Regions from separate parts of the Homo sapiens genome. Here region 1 is linked to region 2. The links are chromatin contacts, found by POLR2A ChIA-PET in ENCODE. All regions are on one chromosome and are shown on one strand. The core of a region is the stretch at or near the end of the contact, and the rest is flanking DNA. Distances in the headings are between cores, read along the strand shown. Region 1 holds the start of H3-3B (H3.3 histone B). Region 2 overlaps LLGL2 (LLGL scribble cell polarity complex component 2).

Region 1 (4,384 bases), core at 158-2,657, 230 kb after region 2:
CACCCATCCCTTCTGCATATTAGCAACTTGTCACTCCTGAGCAACAGTGCTCACATCACTGAGGTCTGTGAACAGTCACTTTTCGCATTCATCCTGAGTGAAAGATGGAATGACTTAAGTACAAATGCAACATATTATAAACAATTTCTTACAAAAAAAGTCACAAATTAAACCAAAGTATTTTACAGAATTTACTACAAAACGCCATAAAAACTGCCTTCACTTAAGCTCTCTCTCCCCGTATCCGGCGAGCCAACTGGATGTCTTTGGGCATGATGGTGACTCTCTTAGCGTGGATGGCACACAGGTTGGTATCTTCGAACAGACCCACCAGGTACGCTTCGCTAGCCTCCTGTTGAGGACGAGAGCCGCACTATTAATCCCACTCGGGGAGCGGAAACCGCCCAGCCCTCCCCCGGCTCCAGGCCTTTGTCTTACCTGCAGCGCACCGATGGCTGCGCTCTGAAACCTCAGGTCGGTTTTGAAATCCTGCGCGATCTCCCTCACCAACCTCTGGAAGGGCAGCTTCCGGATGAGCAGCTCGGTCGACTTCTGATAACGACGAATCTCTCGAAGCGCCACGGTCCCGGGCCTGCAGCGAGCAGGGGAGGAGTGAGCGGACGCTGCCGCACAAAGCCGGCCACCGCCGGGCCATTGTTCCCCCGCCCGACCTACCTGTAGCGATGAGGCTTCTTCACCCCGCCGGTAGAGGGAGCGCTTTTCCTGGCGGCTTTCGTGGCCAGCTGTTTGCGGGGGGCTTTCCCACCGGTGGACTTACGAGCAGTCTGCTTGGTTCGGGCCATTTTCTTTCACCTAAGAAAGACGCCCCGAAGATAAGGCCGCCGCGCTCACCCGGGCCGCCCCCCAGGGCTGCGGGGGGAGGAACAGATCCTGGCCCCACCGCCGGGCCTCCCGCCTCCCCGCGCCCCACCTCGCGGCAGCAGATGGCCGAGGGCCGCCAACCTCCTCCCCCTCCCCTAATGACTCAGGCTGCGAGGAGCGGCAGCCTCCCCCGGGAGGGGGAGCGCGGGGAGGAGTCACTTCCCTTCCTCGACGGGCGGAGGCCCGACTGCCCGGAACCCGGCGTCGGGACCTCTGAATCACCGCCGGGAAAAGGCGGGGACACAGTTCCGGAACAAAGCCCCAAGGGGAAACCTCCCGGCCCCATACCCGACCCGACGCCAGCGGCCCGAGCAGCCCCCGCCGCTCGGCTCCCAACGGCCGCGGCGCGCGGCGCCAACGGTTGGCAGAACCTGAAGCCGCGGGTAAACCTACGAACGCCTACCCAACGCCGAAGTTTTAGGCCACTTCTCCGACCGCCGCGCCGCTTCCGCTGCCCGAGGAAGAGCCGCAGTCGACGAGCGAAAAACCAGCACCGCCCAACGAACGACCAAACCGCTCTGCGCTCCAAGCCCCCGCGTCGCCTCCGTTTTTATAGGCACGCTTCACGCTGCGTCTCTGCGTCATAGAACCCTTATTTGCATACACCAACGACTTTTTCTATTGGTGGGCGCTTTCGCCGACGCGCTGACATCCCCCGACACAAAGGCCGTGCTTCGGCACTGTTCCATGATTGGTGCATATCTACGCCGCTGATTGGCTGTTAAAGTGGCCTAATGATTGGATGGATGCAAAGAGGAATGGACGAATCAGAGTTTAGCACTAAGCGGCCCTTCTGATTGGATAAAATGGAGCTATGTTTGGATCCTTCCCTTGGTTCCAAAGCTCTGCAATAGAAAGTCAATGCAAATGAATTGCATTGGTCTCTATCAGAATGAGCAGGAGTCTAAACTCACAGGCATCAAGCGAATGCTATGCACCCAGAGAGGCTACTTTAACAAAATTTTTGTAAATATTTTCCGATGTAAAATAAAATGTGTTCCCTGGATTATTTACCTTTCATAATATTTTGATAGTTAAGTGCGTAGTGTGAGAATTAGAATTCAGTAAATCATGTTATATTATCAAGTATTTCATATATCATGCACATACATTTTTAACAAAAAGCAGGTCTCTTGGTGGGGTGGGAAGGGGTAAATAATAAATACAAATAAACATGTTAATAAATTATTTTAGAGGAACTGTTTTGTATGTTTTTAAGGTGTCACAAAATATTTTTTGATTTCCATATGCTTAAACAAGAGGTAACTTACTAAGCAACATGTTACTTGAATTATGTACTTCAAGTGAATGAAATGACTACAGCTAGAAAGTAAATAGTCCTACTATAGTATTTGCATGTCCATAAAGAATAAACAAAAGATAACTAAACTAGATATGTGCCCTTTTGTTTAATAGCATATCCTGGCAGGTATTACTTCTGAAGAAACATGACAAATGTGTAAATATGCTAATCCCTACCTTTGCCTAAGTAAATGTCTTGGGTAGATTGTAATAGTCAGTTCTTCAGTTGCCTCAAGTATATAAAATACCATAGCAGGCTTAAGGTTAAGACTAGCCAAGCAAAGCCCAGAAAATTGAAATAGAGCCTTGGGCATTCTACTCTATAGTTCTGATGCTGGTCCAGCAAATATTCTAAACTATTAAAAGAAAAAGTAGCAGATACAGGTATGCATAGGTTTCAACTAAATTAATTTTTTTTTTTGAGACGGAGTCTGACTCTGTCGCCCAGGCTGGTGTGCAGTGGCACGATCTCAGCTCACTGCAAGCTCCGCCTCCTGGGTTCACACCATTCTCCTGACTCAGCCTCCGAGTAGCTGGGACTACAGGCGCCTGCCACCACGCCCGGCTAATTTTTTTGTATTTTTAGTAGAGACGGGGTTTCACCGTGTTAGCCAAGATGGTCTTGATCTCCTGACCTTGTGATCCACCCGCCTTGGCCTCCCAAAGTGCTGGGATTACAGGCATGGGCCACCGCCCCTGGCCGGTAATTTTTTTTTTTTTTGAAGTGGGGTCTTGCCCAGTCACCCATGCTAGAGTGCAGTGGTGCAGTGACCACGGCTCACTGCAGTTTTGACCTCCTGGACTCAAGCAATCCTTCTGCCCCAGCCTCCCAAAGTGCTAGGATTACAGGCATGAGCCACCATGCCTGACCTTCAGAGAATTACAGTACGTAAGTACAAATACCTCAATATTGACTTGTCACACCAGTGGTCAAGTATCAAACAATGAGAAAAAAATGCACACTTTGAAAAACTAGCTCAGCTTCATCTCAATCTCTGGTATCAAATTCCTGTTATTATTTCAGCCTTCTTAATTTTTTTTTTTTTTTTTTTGAGACGGACTCTTGCTCTGCTGCCAGGCTGGAGTGCAGTGGCGCGATCTCAGCTCCATGCAACCTCCACTTCCTGGGTTCAAGCGATTCCCCTGCCTCAGCCTCCCAAGTAGCTGGGATTGTAGGCATGCGCCACCATGCCCGGCTAATTTTTTGTATTTTAGTAGAGACAGGGTTTCCCATGTTGGCCAAGATGGTCTCGATCTCTGGACCTCGTGGTCCGCCTGCCTCTCGCCTCCCAAAGTGCTGGGATTACAGGCGTGAGCCACCGCGCTCAGCCAGCCTTCTTAATCTTAACGTGCACATTATGTATTTAATCATCATATACCTAAATTTACTGTGATAACCAACTTTGATTTCTGCCTTTGACTCAAAATTTGAGGTAGGGAAAAATTACATGATTTTATTAATGCCATGCTGAGAAGAGAAACCTAGGTGGATTCTCATGCTTTATTCTCAAACCTGTGTCAAGTTAAGAAACAGGGGACTGTTTAGACACACATATGAGGCTGTCAAATTCTCTGGGATGCAAACAGAAAAATAACTTGTCATCTTTTTTTTTTTTTTTTTTTTGACTTTGGCCTAGAAGAGGAATAGGCTTTCTAAATTGGTCCCCCACTTTGTGTTCCACGATTTTTTTTTTTTTTTTTTTTTTTGAGATGGAGTCTTGCTCTGTCGCCTAGACTGGAGTGCAGTGGCGCCATCTCGGCTCACTGCAAGCTCCGCCTCCCAGGTTCACACCATTCTCCTGCCTCAGCCTCCTGAGTAGCTGGGACTACAGGCGCCCGCCACCACGCCTGGCTAATTTTTTTGTATTTTTAGTAGAGACAAGGGTTTCACCATGTTAGCCAAGATGGTCTCGATCTCCTGACCTTGTGATCCGCCCACCTCGGCCTCCCAAAGTGCTGGGATTACAGGCTTCAGCCACCACTCCCTGCTGTGTTTCACGATTTTTCTAGGTTATACAGAATCCTGTCATTTCCATGCCTTTGTGTGGATGGACAGTCATTTTCTTTCCAGCTTTGCTGATTATTAGAAACTAAAGCCACCCGGAGAAAAAAGGTATGGATATACATTTATCCATTTAAGTATGATTCGTGGAAACAGGAGTCCGGGCGCAGTGGCTCACGCCTGTAATCCCAGCTCTTG
Region 2 (3,996 bases), core at 318-2,817:
TTTACCCTTTGGGCAAGGCAGGTAAGCTCAGAGCAGTTAGGAGACATTGCCCCGACTAAGATAGGTGACAGCCCAGAAGGAAGGGACTGGAAGCCCAGCCAGTGGGGATGGGAACGAGGCATGAATTGAGCAGGGTTTCTCAACTTCAGCACTCACAGATGATATTTGAGGCTGGCTGTGCTGCGGAGGCTGTCCTGTGCGTTGTAGATTATTTAGCAGTGTCCCTAGTCCTACCCACTAGATGCCAGTAGCACATACATACACACACAGCCTGTCAAGATGTGACAACCAAGAATGTTTCCTGAGGGGTAAAATCGCTCCTGGTTTGAGACCCATGGAATAGAGAACTATTCAGGGCTGAGATCTGCTGATGGGGCAGTAAAGAGGGAGGGGATGGGGAGGGGAGGCGGGTGTGCAGGATGACCGTGAAGTCTCTGACCTGGGTAGGTGGTGGTGCCAGGCCTTGGGAGGGGGAGCCCAGGCCAGGAGTGGCGAAGAACAGATTTGAGGAAAAGTAATGTATTTTGATCGTTTTGATTTGGACACAATCGCAACAACAGTGCTCTCCATTTTTGGAGAGGCAGCTTGCCCAGAGGTGAGTGGTGCCGACTGCCCGGCTCGCCAGCTGTGTGACCTTGAGCAGGTCACATGCCTCTGAGATAATGATAATCAGAGCCACTCCATCCATAGAGTTGGTGTGAGGACTACATGAGTTCCTGCACGAATCGAAGGCCACGTCTGGCTGGCGGCTGCAGTGTCCGGCAGCATCGTTCTGTGGTGGGTGTCATGTGGCTTGAGGTTGAGTTGGGGGAGCCTTGGGACAGGCCCAGCAGACAGGCGGAGGGCAGGTCCAGCAGACAGGCGGAGGGCAGGTCCAGCAGACAGGCGGAGGGCAGGTCCAGCAGACAGGCGGAGGGCAGGTCCAGCAGACAGGCGGAGGGCAGGTCCAGCAGACAGGCGGAGGGCAGGTCCAGCAGACAGACGGAGGGCAGGTCCAGCAGACAGGCGGAGGGCAGGTCCAGCAGACAGGCGGAGGGCAGGTCCAGCAGACAGACGGAGGGCAGGTCCAGCAGACAGGCGGAGGGCAGGTCCAGCAGACAGGCGGAGGGCAGGTCCAGCAGACAGGCGGAGGGCAGGTCCAGCGGACGGTGGGATACCCAGGGCTGGAGCCTGGAGCGGCACGTGGGCTGTTGGTGTAGGCGAGGGTCAGGCCCCAGACAGTGTTCATGCTGGCAACTCAGGTCATCTCTTCCAGTGGTCCTGGAAGGCCAGTCTGCTGGGTACTGTGACAGCTGGGACAGTGGCGCCATCACAGCTCGACCCCAGGTGGCTTGTAGACACTGGCTTCTGAACCAGTTCTGGCCTTTTTGTCCAACACCTTTTGGCTCAACTCCTTTATACCCACACCAAGCCCGATGCCTCAAAGAGAGCAAGGACATCGCCCCGGGGGTCCTGAGAGGGAGACGTCTTGTTTCTTTGGCTTCAGTACTTCCAGAGGATCTGTGATTGCGAACAGTCTCTGAACTCTGCCAGGAACTGGCTGTCAGAGCGGTAACTCCAGTTCACCGAGGGCTATGTGCCAGGCATCAGAGGGGCCAGGTAGTGGTTAGGGGCAGGGACTTTGCAGCCACATGACCTGGGTCTAGATGCGGGCTCTGATGCTTCCTCACTGTGTAAGACACAGTGGACGCATTACTTAGCCTCTCTGTTCTTTAGTTTCCTCATCTGTAAAATGGGCATTGTAGGGGAGCAAAAACTGGCTTCCCTCCAGCCTTCTAGGTTCTTTGGCTGGGCTATGAATTAAATTGACGAGAGGCGGGGCGCAGTGGCTCATGCCTGTAATCCCAGCACTTTGGGAGGCTGAGGTGGGTGGATCACTTGAGGTCTGAAGTTAGAGACCAGCCTGGCCAACATGGCGAAACCCCATCTCTACTAAAAATACAAAAATCAGTTGGGTGTGGTGGCACACGCCTGTAGTCTCAGCTACTAGGGAGGCTGGGGCAAGAGAATCAGTTGAACCCTGGAGGCGGAGATTGCAGTGAGCCGAGATCATGCCACTGCACTCTAGCCTGGGTGACAGAGTGAGACCCTGTCTCAAAAAAAAAAAAAATGAGGACTGGGGTGGAATGTGACCAGGTTACAGGAAGGTGAGGGGAGGAAGTGTAGGTGAATGAAGGTTGTCTTGTTATGCAGAGAAGGTCCTGGGTAATAAAAGTTGCCTTGGAGCAGCCTTCTTCCTGATACAGATATGGATTGAGCATACATGATCAGAAAATCTGATATCCGAAATGCTCCAAAATCTGAGTTTTTGAAGTGCCAACATGACACTGAAAGGGAATGCTCACTGGAGCGTTTCAGATTTTGAAAGTTTGGATTTGGGATGCTCGACCGGTAAGTATAATGCAAATATTCCGAAACCCAAAAGATTCTGAAATCTAAAACCCTCTATTCGCAATCATTTTAGATGAGGGATATTCCGCCTGTACTTGACTAATGTAGCTTTCCTTTGTGGATGTAAATTTATTTTACAGAAGGACAATTTTTTTTTTCCTTTTTTTTTTTTTTTTGGACGGAGTTTAGCTCTTGTTGCCCGGGCTGGAGTGCAATGGTACCATCTCAGCTCACTGCAACCTCTGCCTCCCGGGTTCAAGGGATTCTCCAGCCTCAGCCTCCCACATAGCTGGGATTACAGGCATGTGCCACCACGCCCGGCTAAAGGACAGCTTTTCAGAGCTACTCCCATGTCTGCACTTTCTGAGAATAACCAGCTCAAAGTATGCCAAAGAAGTGGCCGGGCGCCGTGTCTCCTGCCTGCAATGCCAGCAGTTTGGGAGGCTGAGGCAGGTAGATCACCTGAGGTCAGGAGTTCGAGATCAGCCTAGCCGGGCATGGTGGCGCACACCTGTAATCCCAGCTACTTGAGAGGCTGAGGCAGGAGAATCACTTGAACCTGGGAGGCGGAGGTTGCAGTGAGCCAAGATCGCGCCATTGCACTCCAGCCTGGGTGACAGAGTGAGATTCTGTCTCAAAAAAAAAAAAAAAGCCAAAGAAGTATACTTTGGGGTAGCCCATTCTGGTCTCCTACAGTGGTATTTTGGGGTGGTATGTCCTGAGTTCCAACAGCATCATAATGATCCCTAAGGGAGTGTAATTGCTTCAAACGGTGCCTGACACAGGTCGACGCCTTACCAGGACTTGCCTTGTTGTGGTGTCACCCTCACAACAACTCAGGATGGGTGTTGCTTCCATTCTGCAGGGGAGGAGACTAAGGCCCCCAGGGCTTGCACAGCTGGAGCTTATCCGGGGCAGGGGCACTGGCTGGGGTGAGGATGTCCTGGTTTCACCTGTGGTCTGGCTGTGTGGCCTTAGAGTGGTGGCTTCACCTCCCTTCACACCTCAGTTACTTCACCAGTGAAGTAACTGTTTGCTATATATGGTGGGCCGTCAAGCCTATTGGAGGGATGGACAGACAGACAAGTCAGCTGCAGCACCAGGACAGGGCCACTGAGGACCAAGGGAAGGAACCATGGGACCTCGGGAGGGAGGAAGTGCTGCTGGAGAAGTCAAGGTAAAACCCGTTCCTAGACAACTGCTCACAGCCAGCTCGCTCCCCTCGGCCAAACCCAGGCACACCCCAAGCAGCCACACCCATCAGGGCAAACAGGCTGCTGTGCTTGCCCGGCTGCCGCAGAAGCACCTGCCTGGGCCTTCCCTGCCCGTGCCCACCCTCCTCTGTCCCCTTAGGCCCTGAACAAACAGTGTGTTCCTGACCCAGCAGCCCCTGCGGAGGGCCAGGTTGTTCTGTATTGGCTTTCGAATGGCTGGGCCCCTGGTGTCAGGTGACAGCAGCCACACAGGGAGGGCCAGGCTGCCGCCACTGCCAGGAATCTGAGCTGGCCACACCCAGCCAGTATCGGGCAGAGTGGCCCGGCCAGGCAGGAGTGCTCCCCCAAGGTGCTGGGCAGCCTCTGAGGGCCTGGTGCCCACCACTGCCTC

The links. ChIA-PET counts read pairs that join two places held with the same protein, here RNA polymerase II (POLR2A).
Region 1: POLR2A ChIA-PET joins it to region 2 with 11 read pairs in BJ. The contact joins the promoter of H3-3B here to the enhancer-like site in region 2. POLR2A ChIA-PET finds 5 or more read pairs at or near these places in 7 of 52 experiments (BJ, HEK293, HepG2 and 4 more).

Annotation. Positions count from the first base shown.
Region 1 is chr17:75,778,372-75,782,755 of GRCh38, forward strand. It overlaps H3-3B (H3.3 histone B), which reads right to left and starts at 1,408. Exons shown (of 4, transcript NM_005324.5): 1 at 1,286-1,408; 2 at 676-813; 3 at 439-592; 4 at 1-352. The coding sequence starts at 803. The coding sequence ends at 224. RefSeq lists an enhancer at 496-1,100 and a silencer at 729-998.
Region 2 is chr17:75,545,729-75,549,724 of GRCh38, forward strand. The region is part of intron 2 of LLGL2 (LLGL scribble cell polarity complex component 2); the gene reads left to right. Among named protein-coding and RNA genes, the nearest start is that of LLGL2, 22 kb to the left of the region's middle. Within about 2 kb of position 1,568, at least 4 of the 41 ENCODE cell types and tissues checked have a DNase peak (open chromatin) inside an H3K27ac peak, as active enhancers do.